2 separate regions of the Homo sapiens genome follow, and region 2 is linked to region 1. A link is an interaction called in ENCODE POLR2A ChIA-PET data of the cell type or tissue named here. Cell type or tissue: OCI-LY7. All regions are shown on one strand.

What was found. ChIA-PET counts read pairs that join two places held together with the same protein. Peaks named below come from ENCODE experiments on the same cell type or tissue, not always from the same donor. Only the 100,000 strongest peaks of a DNase experiment are listed, where the experiment ranks them.
Region 2: POLR2A ChIA-PET joins it to region 1 with 5 read pairs; 5 of 35 experiments call an interaction of 5 or more read pairs at or near these places.

The regions. Positions count from the first base shown.
Region 1 is chr7:102,074,968-102,079,967 of GRCh38, reverse strand. The region is part of intron 4 of CUX1 (cut like homeobox 1); the gene reads right to left. Among named protein-coding and RNA genes, the nearest start is that of SH2B2, 210 kb to the left of the region's middle. In OCI-LY7, no CTCF peak of the experiment used is centred here; a DNase peak (open chromatin) is centred at 2,697.
Region 2 is chr7:102,160,146-102,165,145 of GRCh38, reverse strand. All of the region lies in intron 9 of CUX1 (cut like homeobox 1), which reads right to left. Among named protein-coding and RNA genes, the nearest start is that of SH2B2, 120 kb to the left of the region's middle. RefSeq lists enhancers at 272-1,165, 1,166-2,061. In OCI-LY7, no CTCF peak of the experiment used is centred here; no DNase peak of the experiment used is centred here.

The DNA of each region.
Region 1 (5,000 bases):
GACGCTGCTTCCATGCCTGGTTTCCAATTTCCCTAATGCCGGAGCCTGAGTGTAACTGGGACAGAGCATACAGCCTCGTCCCCCGAGGCTGTTTCAGGACCAGCTTAGGGCCAGGGACCTGTATCCTGGACAGGAGTCAGCACATTATCCGCCACCCACAGGGCTTTATTCTTCCAGACCCAGTTCCTCTTTCTGTCCTGTTTTGTTTGGGGCCTGTGATTACTTCTTAATCACATGAATGAAAATGTTTTATGAAGGCAAACTGAGGATTTGTAAAGGGATCCCGCATGTCTCCTGCTACTGAAGTTACAGGGAGCTCTCCGGAGGGGCCCTGGGTCCCAGGTCTTGTTTGCCAACACCTGGAGACCTGGAATACGTGGACTGGAGTCACCGTACAGAATCAGGCTGCAATGGCCACATTTCTATCACCTTCGAGAAGGCTACCAAGTGGCACATTGATGAACTTCTTGGCATGAAAACCAGGGGCTATTTCTAACGAAATCATAAGATTTTGTCATTTTTTTTTTTTTGAGACAGAGTCTCACTCTGTTGCCCAGGCTAAAGTGCAGTGGCATGATCTAGGCTCACTGCCACCTCCGCCTCCCAGGTTCAAGCGATTCTCGTGACTCAGCATCCCGAGTAGCTGAGATTATAGGTGCACGCCACCATGCTCGGCCAATTTTTCTATTTTTAGTAGAGACGGGGTTTCACCATGTTTGTCACACTGGTCTTGAACTCCTGACCTCAGGTGATCCGCCTGCCTCGGCCTCCCAAAGTGCTGGCATTATAGGCGTGAGTCACCACGCCAGGCTGATTTCTTCAACTTTTTTTCCAGGAGTCTTAATGTGGGATCTTTGAGTGAGGGGCAGGCAGTGGAGAAAGAAGTATAAAAGAACAGTGTTTTCTAATTTTAACCTGTAATGTGTCCTCACTTGAAAGTAGCAGGCACCAAGAACCAGACTGCTATTTTATTCTCCTGGAGGAGCATTAAAAAGCAGTTCTCAAAAATGATGACATTCCATTTTATTTCTAGATTCTCAGATGCTAGGCCGACAAGGATAGTCACCAGGAGAGATGGTTTTCCTACATCCAAAATGAAACCTCTCCCAGGGGGAGGACCTCAGAGCACAGGCATTTGGGAGCAGGCTCTGAAAATGGAATGGCCTACAAATGCACTCTTTCCAGCCAGCTCTCTTTTAGGACTTCCGAAAAACCTACATCTACTTTTCACAAAGGCAGACCAGTTAACCTATGGAAATAAAGGGAGACGAGTCAGTCACGAAACAGCGACTTCTAGCAGTGTTTCATGAGTCAATGAATATTTTATATCACTGGTAATGTGCTTCCTAAGATTTAAATCTTAAAATAAACCCTTCCAGGCACTGCCTTTATATTTGAAGGGTTTGTGTCTGTAGGAACTAAACTGCATCTCAGCAAGCAGTAAAATACGGTTCTGATAGCAGGTCACAGACAGAGGCAAGGACAACTTGCAAAGAGATGCTTCCAGTGAACTTTGCAACCAAAGCACAGAAGTTCTGGAGTGCCTAGTCTTTTTCTTCTACCTAGGAACTCTTTAAAATACACCATTACTAGGCTGGGTGTGGTGGCTCACGCCTGTAATCTCAGCACTTTGGGAGGCCGAGGCGGGAGGATTGCTTGAGCCTAGGAGTTTGAGACCAGCCTTGGCAACATGGCAAGACCCCATCTCTACAAAAAATTTAAAAATTAGCCAGGTGTGGTGGCGTGTGCCTGTAGTTCCTGCTACTCAGGAGGCTGAGGCAGGGGGATCACTTGAGCCAGGAGGCGGTTAAATGAGCTATGATGGTACCAGTGCACTCCAGGTTGGGCAACAGAGACCCCGCTGCTAAAAAATAAAAAACAAACAAAAACCCCCAAAAACATTACTAAGATGTTTCTGGAACAGAGAAGTCACACTTGTGTTTTACCCTACAACTAGTTGACTAAGTTCTTATCTGCAATACATTAATAAGGCCTATTCAGAAACTAAGATTGCAAGTTGAATATTTTACTAATTTATGTTCTCCACCATTGTAGAAATAAATACATACTCATTGTAAAAAAAAAAAAAAATGAAAAGTATCAAGAAGCAAGAGCAAGTCACCCACACAAGGTTAATTACTGACGAATTATGCATACTGTCATAATTTTGCTTAGAACTCAGTAAAATTCCAGCTATGCAAGAGCCTGTTAGAAGCGGTCATTCCAGAATATTCCCAGCTACCTGAGAGGGTCACATTACATTTTAAGAGCAGAGACATTTCTCATTTCATTACAGTAAGGGACAGAAGCTGCCTATTTTACTTGTTTATTTTTTTCTTAAAGAGATGGGAGGGTCTTGCTATGTTGCCAGGCTGGTCTTGAACTAGAGACAGAGGCTGCATATTTTACTTGTTCATCTTTTTTTTTTTTTTTTTTTTTAAAGAGATGGGGGGTTTTGCTATGTTGCCCAGGCTGGTCTCGAACTCCTGGCCTCAAATACCTCTCCTGCCTCAGCCTCCCAAAGTACAGTGATTATAGGAGTAAGCCACTGCGCCCGATCCCCAGAGTCATTATTCACAGCCCCTCTGACTACTTCAGTGTCTCCGTCTGGCTGCTGCAGGGCTTGGCTGCTGCTGGGTCCTTTTCCTCTTCTGCTCACTAAGCCCCATTGACCCGACATTCTCCCCACCTGCTGGTCTCCTTCCTGTCCCAGCTCCTCCCTGCTGCTGCTTTCTCTGGTCAGAAAACTGCTTCCTGTGGCTTCTTCTCCTGGCCCCAGTTGGTGCCACCTGAGGGCAGCTGCCTCTGTCCTGCTTGATTCACCTTATTCTATACTCTCATTGCCCAGTGGGCTTTGCTTATCGCACCTAAAATTCAGTTATTTGTGCAATTACTTTTTCTTCTTCTTTTTTCTAATTTTTTTTTTTTTTTAATTTGACAGGGTCCCACTCTGTCACCCAGGCTGAAGTGCAGTGGCGTGATCTTGGCTCACTGCAGCCTTGATCTCCTGGGCTCAGGTGATCCACCCACCGCAGCCTCCTGAGCAGCTGGGACTACAGGCGAACGCCACCATGCCCAGCTAACTTTTGTATCTTTTGTAGAGACGGGGTTTTACCGTGTTGCCCAGGCTGGTCTTCAACCCCTGGGCTCAAGTAATTCAGGTAATTCAGCTACCTCAGCCTCCCAAAGTGCTGGGATTACAGGTGTGAGCCACTGCACCCGGTCGCAATTACTTTTTAATGCCCATATTCCCACCAGCCTCTATAGTCTGAGGGCAGGAACTGAGCTGGCTGTTGTATCCCTGGGGCTCAGCCTGGTTCTTGATGCCCTGGGGGTGTGGTGTGGGGCATGAGGGGTGCTGGGGTCTCAGGCATTGACCCGAGTAATACCCAGGAAGACAAGTCTGATAGTACTCGCGAAACTGACTAAGAAATAAGAAGCGATCTGGTGGCAAATGAAAAGAACAAACACCAAGGTATGAACTACCAAACCTACTCAGAGGTACATGAGGACCATGAGGGTTCAATGCTACTGTATTGCTAAATGCTTATTTGGTGTCTTTTTTTTTTAATTTTATTTATTTTTTAGACAGTCTTGCTCTGTCACCCAGGCTGGAGTGCAGTAGTACAATCTCGGCTCACTGCAACCTCCACCTCTTGGGTTCAACCGACTGTCCTGCCACAGCCTCCCAAGTAGCTGGGATTACAGGTGCCCACCACCACGCCCACCTAATGTCTTGTATTTTTTTAGTAGAGACGAGGTTTCACCATGTGGCCAGGCTAGTTGCAAAGTCGTGATCTCAGGTGATCTGCCTGCTTCGGCCTCCCAAAGTGCTGGGGTTACAGGCGTGAACCACCATGCCTGGCCTTTGTGTCTTTAATGTGAAGGAAATTATAGAAGGTGGAAGATGAAGAAGAGGGAGGAGCCAGAACACCAAGGGAGAAGTGGGGCGGGTGGGGATGGTGGGGGATAAGCTGGGGTGGAGGGAGATCCTACCCTGTGTGCTGGGCTTGGGGCGCCGGCGGGACGTCTGGTAAACCAAACACAGATCCCAGACACCAAGGGCCGGCCCCAGAGCCGAAGTCCTCAGATGCACATGTGCTGGTTTGGGCAACTCCGAATGCTAAGTGCTGTATAAATGTCCATGCAGGCATGTAAATCTTTATAGAATGACAACAAAGTAAAATGAGAGTTCAGACAGCTATTAAACTGCTACAACTCAATAAAAGATACATTCTGTTCTCCTGCAATTGACTTGTCTTAGTGCTCTGCAGTGCTCGCCCTCACTGGGAAGCTTCAACCTCGGGAGGGTGGTTCAGTGGGAACAGTAGGAGCCTGAGACCAAAAAAACACTCAGCATTTTGAAGAAATAATTTGATTCATTAATTTCTGCATTCATTTAGCAATATTTATGGAGTTTCTGCCACATGGCAGGCACTGGGGTGGATATAAAGGAAATAGGGACAAAACCGCACTGAACCAGTCTCTCGGCCAAACAGTTACCAAGGAATTATGATGAAGTGAATGGCAGGGTCCCCGGCCAGGGTGTGTGTGTGCATGGGAAGGGTCCCCTAAACCAGCTGGGGAGGCCAGGAAGACCTCTCTGTCAGGAAGTGGCGTCTCAACAGGTTAATCCAGAGGGGTCGGTGGCGATTAGCCAGGAAGAGTCTGGCCGCCCTGTAAGCACTTAGACTCATGCCACCGTGAACTGCAGACTGTAGGGCAGGAGTTTGGGTGAAGGCAAGTGGCTGGAATTGAGACATCCTAGAGGTTGGATGGCCAGAGTTGGTGACAAAATGCTCAGAACACAGGCCAGGCATGGTGCTCACGCCTGTAATCCCAGCACTTTTGGAGGCTGAGGGGGGCGGATCATCTGAGGTCAGGAGTTCGAGACCAGCCCGGCCAACATGGTGAAAACTCATCTCTACTAAAAATACAAAAATTAGCCAGGTGTGGTGGCGCACGCCTGTAATCCCAGCTACTTGGGAGGCTGAGGCACG
Region 2 (5,000 bases), 85 kb before region 1:
TGGGGGGTCTCATGTGCGACATGGCCCCAGACCTGTGGAGAGGTGGCTGTGGTTAGGAATTCTCTTGGGAGGCTCATTTTCTTCTCCCTCTGGAACCAACAAGAGAGAACCCTCACCGTCTCCCCTTTAAGGGCAGACTCCTTCCCCCACCCTGCCAGTTTACACTTTCAGAGTGTGGCCTTTGAAGTCCCTGGTTTTATATGGCGGGGGAGGGGGGTTTTCTCTGATCCAATCTTCCACCCCCTTCTTGGCCCCAGGTTTTGTCTCTTGTTCTCTGCTTGCATGGCCATTAAAACTCAGGCTTGAGGACACCAGAGATGAGCAAGTCCCCCGAGGAACAAAGTAGACCCAGGAGCTGATGATGGGCTAAGGCCCTGCTGCCCTACCCGCAGCATGCAATTACAGTGAACATCTCGACTCCCAGAGGTAACTCCATGTCACTGACTCTGCAGGAAGGAGGTCGGGAACAGCTACCACAGCTGGAGACCAAATGCTGACCACCACGTGTCCCACGCTGATGCTGCACCAGTGGCCAAGGCCTCCATGGAGACCCACTCTCCGTGGTGAGGGTCAGCTGTGGTTTCCAACCCCTAACCTCAACCTGGAGAGTCCTCCACTAGGGCAGTCTTGTGACATAAACACCAGGCAGGTGAACAGGAAGAGGGCAGCTCACTTCAATGACTCCCTCCCAGCCCCACTGTGGGCTAGGAGAACATGCCACTGCGCTCCAGCCTGTGCGTCAAAGCCCATATTCATTCAATACATCTTTTTGAGCACGGACTCTGAGCAGGCCTCGTAGGTAGTAAAGAAATGCTGGCTTCAAAGCCGGGCGCAGTAGCTCATGCCTGTAGTCCCAGTACTTTGGTAGGCCAAGGCGAGAGGATAGCTTGAGCCCAGGAGTTTGAGACCCACCAGCAACTCGGATCACCACTGCTCAGAAAGGAGGCCCCGGAGGGGTGGTGGGCGGGCCACTTTTTTTCACCACAAAAAGGCTGTGAATTGCTGAAAGCCCCCGGACGGGACGGGGTTTCACATGCAGTTCAAAGTGTAAAGCTGTGGCTTCTTATTGACCATGAAGTCTCAAGAGATCTGATCCTTTACTGTCACCAATTGGGACAGTGAGTATTTATGCCAGTGCCCTGATGTTCAACAAACAGGTGTGAATGAGGCTCGGACATAACTGACAGGTGCCGACCCCTCTGCTACTTCTCCATAACAGGAGCACAGTGGTTGAGCAATAAACGAGCACTTCAGGTCTCCGTAGAACATTCTAACTACACACCCAGGGAAAACGAATGTTGTATGCCAGTGAGCTAGTAAATTGCTCCTCCTGGGGGGTTTCCTGATGGGAAAGGTGTTGGTCCAGATGCCTGCCACCTGCACCAGTGTTGGACTGTGTCTGCGCCCTCCTCTTCCTGCCCAGCCCGCCTCCAGCTCACCTCCGCAGGGATGGCCTCAGCTCAGGCCCATGCCATCTCTCCCCATACTTACACAATAGCCTCCCACAGCTCTCCTGGCTTCTGGTCTTTCCACTCCCATCTGTTCTCCAATGTATAGCCAGAGAGATCCTTCTAGAACTCAAACCTGATGTCTCAATCCCGCCTACGATTCTTCACTGCTCCCAGGATGAATCCTTCATACTCAGACCCTCCCACAGGCCTGGCCAGGTCCCGTCCTACCAGCCCACTCTCTGACCCGCATCTCTGGTGTTGGTTTTGAACTCTCGGGCCCAAGAGATCCTCCCATCTCAGCCTCCTGGGTTAGCTGGGACCACAGGTGCACACCACCACACCTGGCTATTTTTTTTTTTTTAAACTTTTTTGTAGAGAAAAAAGTCTCACTATGTTGCCCAGGCTGGTCTCAAACTCATGGGCTCAAGTGATGCTCCTGCCTCGGCCTCTCCAACTGCCGGTACTATAGGCACCGCCGCCACCATGCCTGGCTCTGGGCAGCTTTTCTCTTAGTTGATGGCCCAGGGCAACGTCCCCTTCTCTGGCTTTCCTTTAACCTTCCACTTCTTTTCCTGCTGGAAATATTCTCTCGATATTCCAAGGGCTTGCATCTTTCCTCCCTGGATGCTTCTCATGCCAATGGGTTCACCTGTAGCTTCACGAAATCCTAGACTTCAGGGTCAAAAGGGACCCTTTGAGCCTTCTTGTTCAATCCCTCCTTCGGTCCACTCTGTGCGTGATTCCCCATCTCATGCTCTCTGGGAGGGCTGGCCTGAATCTGCTTGCATAGCTCTGGTGACAGGGAGCTCACTCTCTCCAGAGCAAGCATCTTTCAGCGTGGCAACTCTGGAGAGCCAGACCACTGGGAATAAGCTTCCTGGCTGGGCATGGTGGCTGATGCCTGTAACCCCAGAACTTTGGGAGGCAGAGGTGGGTGGATCGTTTGAGCCCAGGAGTTCAAGAGCAGCCTGGGCAAACATGGCAAAACCCCGTCTCTACTAAAAACACAATAATTAGCTGGGTGTGGTGGCATGTGCCTGTAATCTCAGCACTTTGGGAGGCCGAGGTGGGCAGATCGCTTGAGCCCAGGAGTTATCTCTACTAAAAATAAGAAAATTAGCCATGCGTGGTGCCATATGCCTGTAGTCCCAGCTACTCGGGAGGCTGAGGCAGGAGAATCGCTTGAACCCAGGATGGGGAGCCATATGCCCGTAGTCCCAGCTACTCGGGAGGCTGTGGCAGGAGAATCGCTTGAACCCAGGATGGGGAGCCATATGCCCATAGTCCCAGCTATTTGGGAGGCTGAGGCAGGGGAATCACTTGAACCCAGGACGGGGAGGTTGCAGTGAGCTGAGATTGTGCCACTGCACTCCAGCCTGGGCAACAGAGCAAGACTGTCTCAGAAGCAAAAACAAAAAAGTTTCCTCTCGCCAGCCTCTATGCTTGGCTGGGGTCTACAGGGGTCTCTCAGAAAAAGCCTGGCTCCGTCCCCTGGCCTTTCTTTCTGGTCGGCTCTTGAGAACTACAAGGACAGAACCCACAAATGCCCCCATGACCCTTCCCCCTTATCTTTTCGCGTCCCAGATTCCTGAAATTATTCCTCTTGCTCCTGCTGTCCAGTGGTGCTGCCGTCTTTCCCTGCTACCCCAAGATTAGGAACGTCTCCGAACCCCCTAGTTCTTTTTATGTTAGAGCCCCTCCCTGTCCTGGCCATGGAGTCATCTCTGAATGCACTCCAAGGAGCTGTTTTCCTTATACTGTGGCTTCCAGTCTAAAATGGAATTTCCGGCTGGGCGCGGTGGCTCTTGCCTGTAACCCCAGCACTTAGGGAGGCCAAGGTGGGCAGATCACCTGAGGTCAGGAGTTCGAGACCAGCCTGGCCAACACGGTGAAACCCCGTCTCTACTAAAACTATAAAAATTAGCTGGGCATGGTGGGCGCCTATAATCCCAGCTACTTGGGAGGCTGAGGCAGGAGAATTGCCTGAACCCATGAGGTGGAGGATGCAGTGAGCTGAGATCGTGCCATTGCACTCCAGCCTAGATGACAAGAGTAAAATTCCATTTCAAAGAAGAAAAATAAATAAATTTAAAAAATGGAATTTCCTAGGCACGGACTCCTTGCTGCCAATGAGCAGAATCACCACCTCCTTCATTCTAGAAACTGTATTTCTATTAATGTAGCCGTATCAGGCTATAAACTCTGGCTGAGTTGTTGGTGAGAACTCACCTCTACCCCTCACCACCCTTTCCTGAAGGCAGGACTTTACAATTCCCCCAAAACCTGAGCTTCTTCAGCAGCTACGGAACTAACATTTATTTAGGCATCTACTTCTTTTATTTTTTTTGAGATAGGGTCTCACTCTGTCACCTAGGCTGGGGTGCAGTGGTGCAATCATAGCTCACTGCAACCTCTACCTCCTGGACTCAAGCGATCCTCCTGCCTCAGCCTCCCGAGTGGCTGGGACTACAGGCACACTGCCACGCCCAGCTAACTTTTGTATTTTTTATGGAGATGGGGGACTTGTTAAATTGCCCAGGCTGGTCTCAAACTCCTGACCTCAAGTGATCCGCCTGCCTCGGTCTCCCCAAGTGTTGGGATTATAGGTGTGAGCCACTGCGCCCGGCCACCATCTACTTTTTACTCTGGCATTTTACCTCAAATCCTCGAAACAATCTTGCAAAGGAAGCATTAGCTAAATTCCCTTCCTTTCTTTCAAAAAATTTTTTAACATATTTTAAATCGTGGCAAACTACGCAAAGCATAAAATTTACCATCTTAACCATTAGCGTACTTTTCAGTAGCGTCAAGGACGTTTACGTGGTTGTGCAATGAATCCCCAGAATGTTTTCATCTTGCAAAACCAAAACTCTGTACCCATTTAACAACAACTTCGTATTTCCCTCCTCTCCTCGTCCCTGGCAGTCACCGTGGCACTTTCTGTCTCTCTGAAGTTGGCTCCTCTAGATACTTCATACAGGTGGAATCATTCAGTATTTGTCTTTTTTTGTGACTGGCGTATTTCCCCTGGCATAATGGCCTCAAGGTTCACTTTTCTTTTGATTTTTTTATGACCAAGAAATTTAAGAGATTAAGAGACCCGTCAAGGCCACACAGGAAATACCGAGTTAGGAACTGAACCCGTGTCATTGCGGAGCCAGCACCTGTCCCTACAGCCTTGTCTGGTGTCTCCTAAGACTGGGGTCCACCGAGTGGCTTTGGCACCTTGAGAAGTGCATTCGCTTTGCCAAACTTCTTAGGTAGCTGGGGACTGCCTCTGAGACCACAGAGAACCTGTTCTGGATAGAGCACTGATATTCACAGGATAAGGCTCTCCCGTTTAACAAACCAGGCTCTCCTGTTGGGCACATTAGATTGCCCTAAAGTGCCATCTAAAGGCAAGGCATGCCCAAGACTGGCCTTGAGGAGAGAGGTGGAGTCGGTGGAAACTTGAGAAATAGGAATAGTGATCTATGATGAAGGTAACTCCTTCCAGTAACTGCTTTTTTTTTTTTTTAGACAGATTCTCGCTCTGTCATCCAAGCTGGA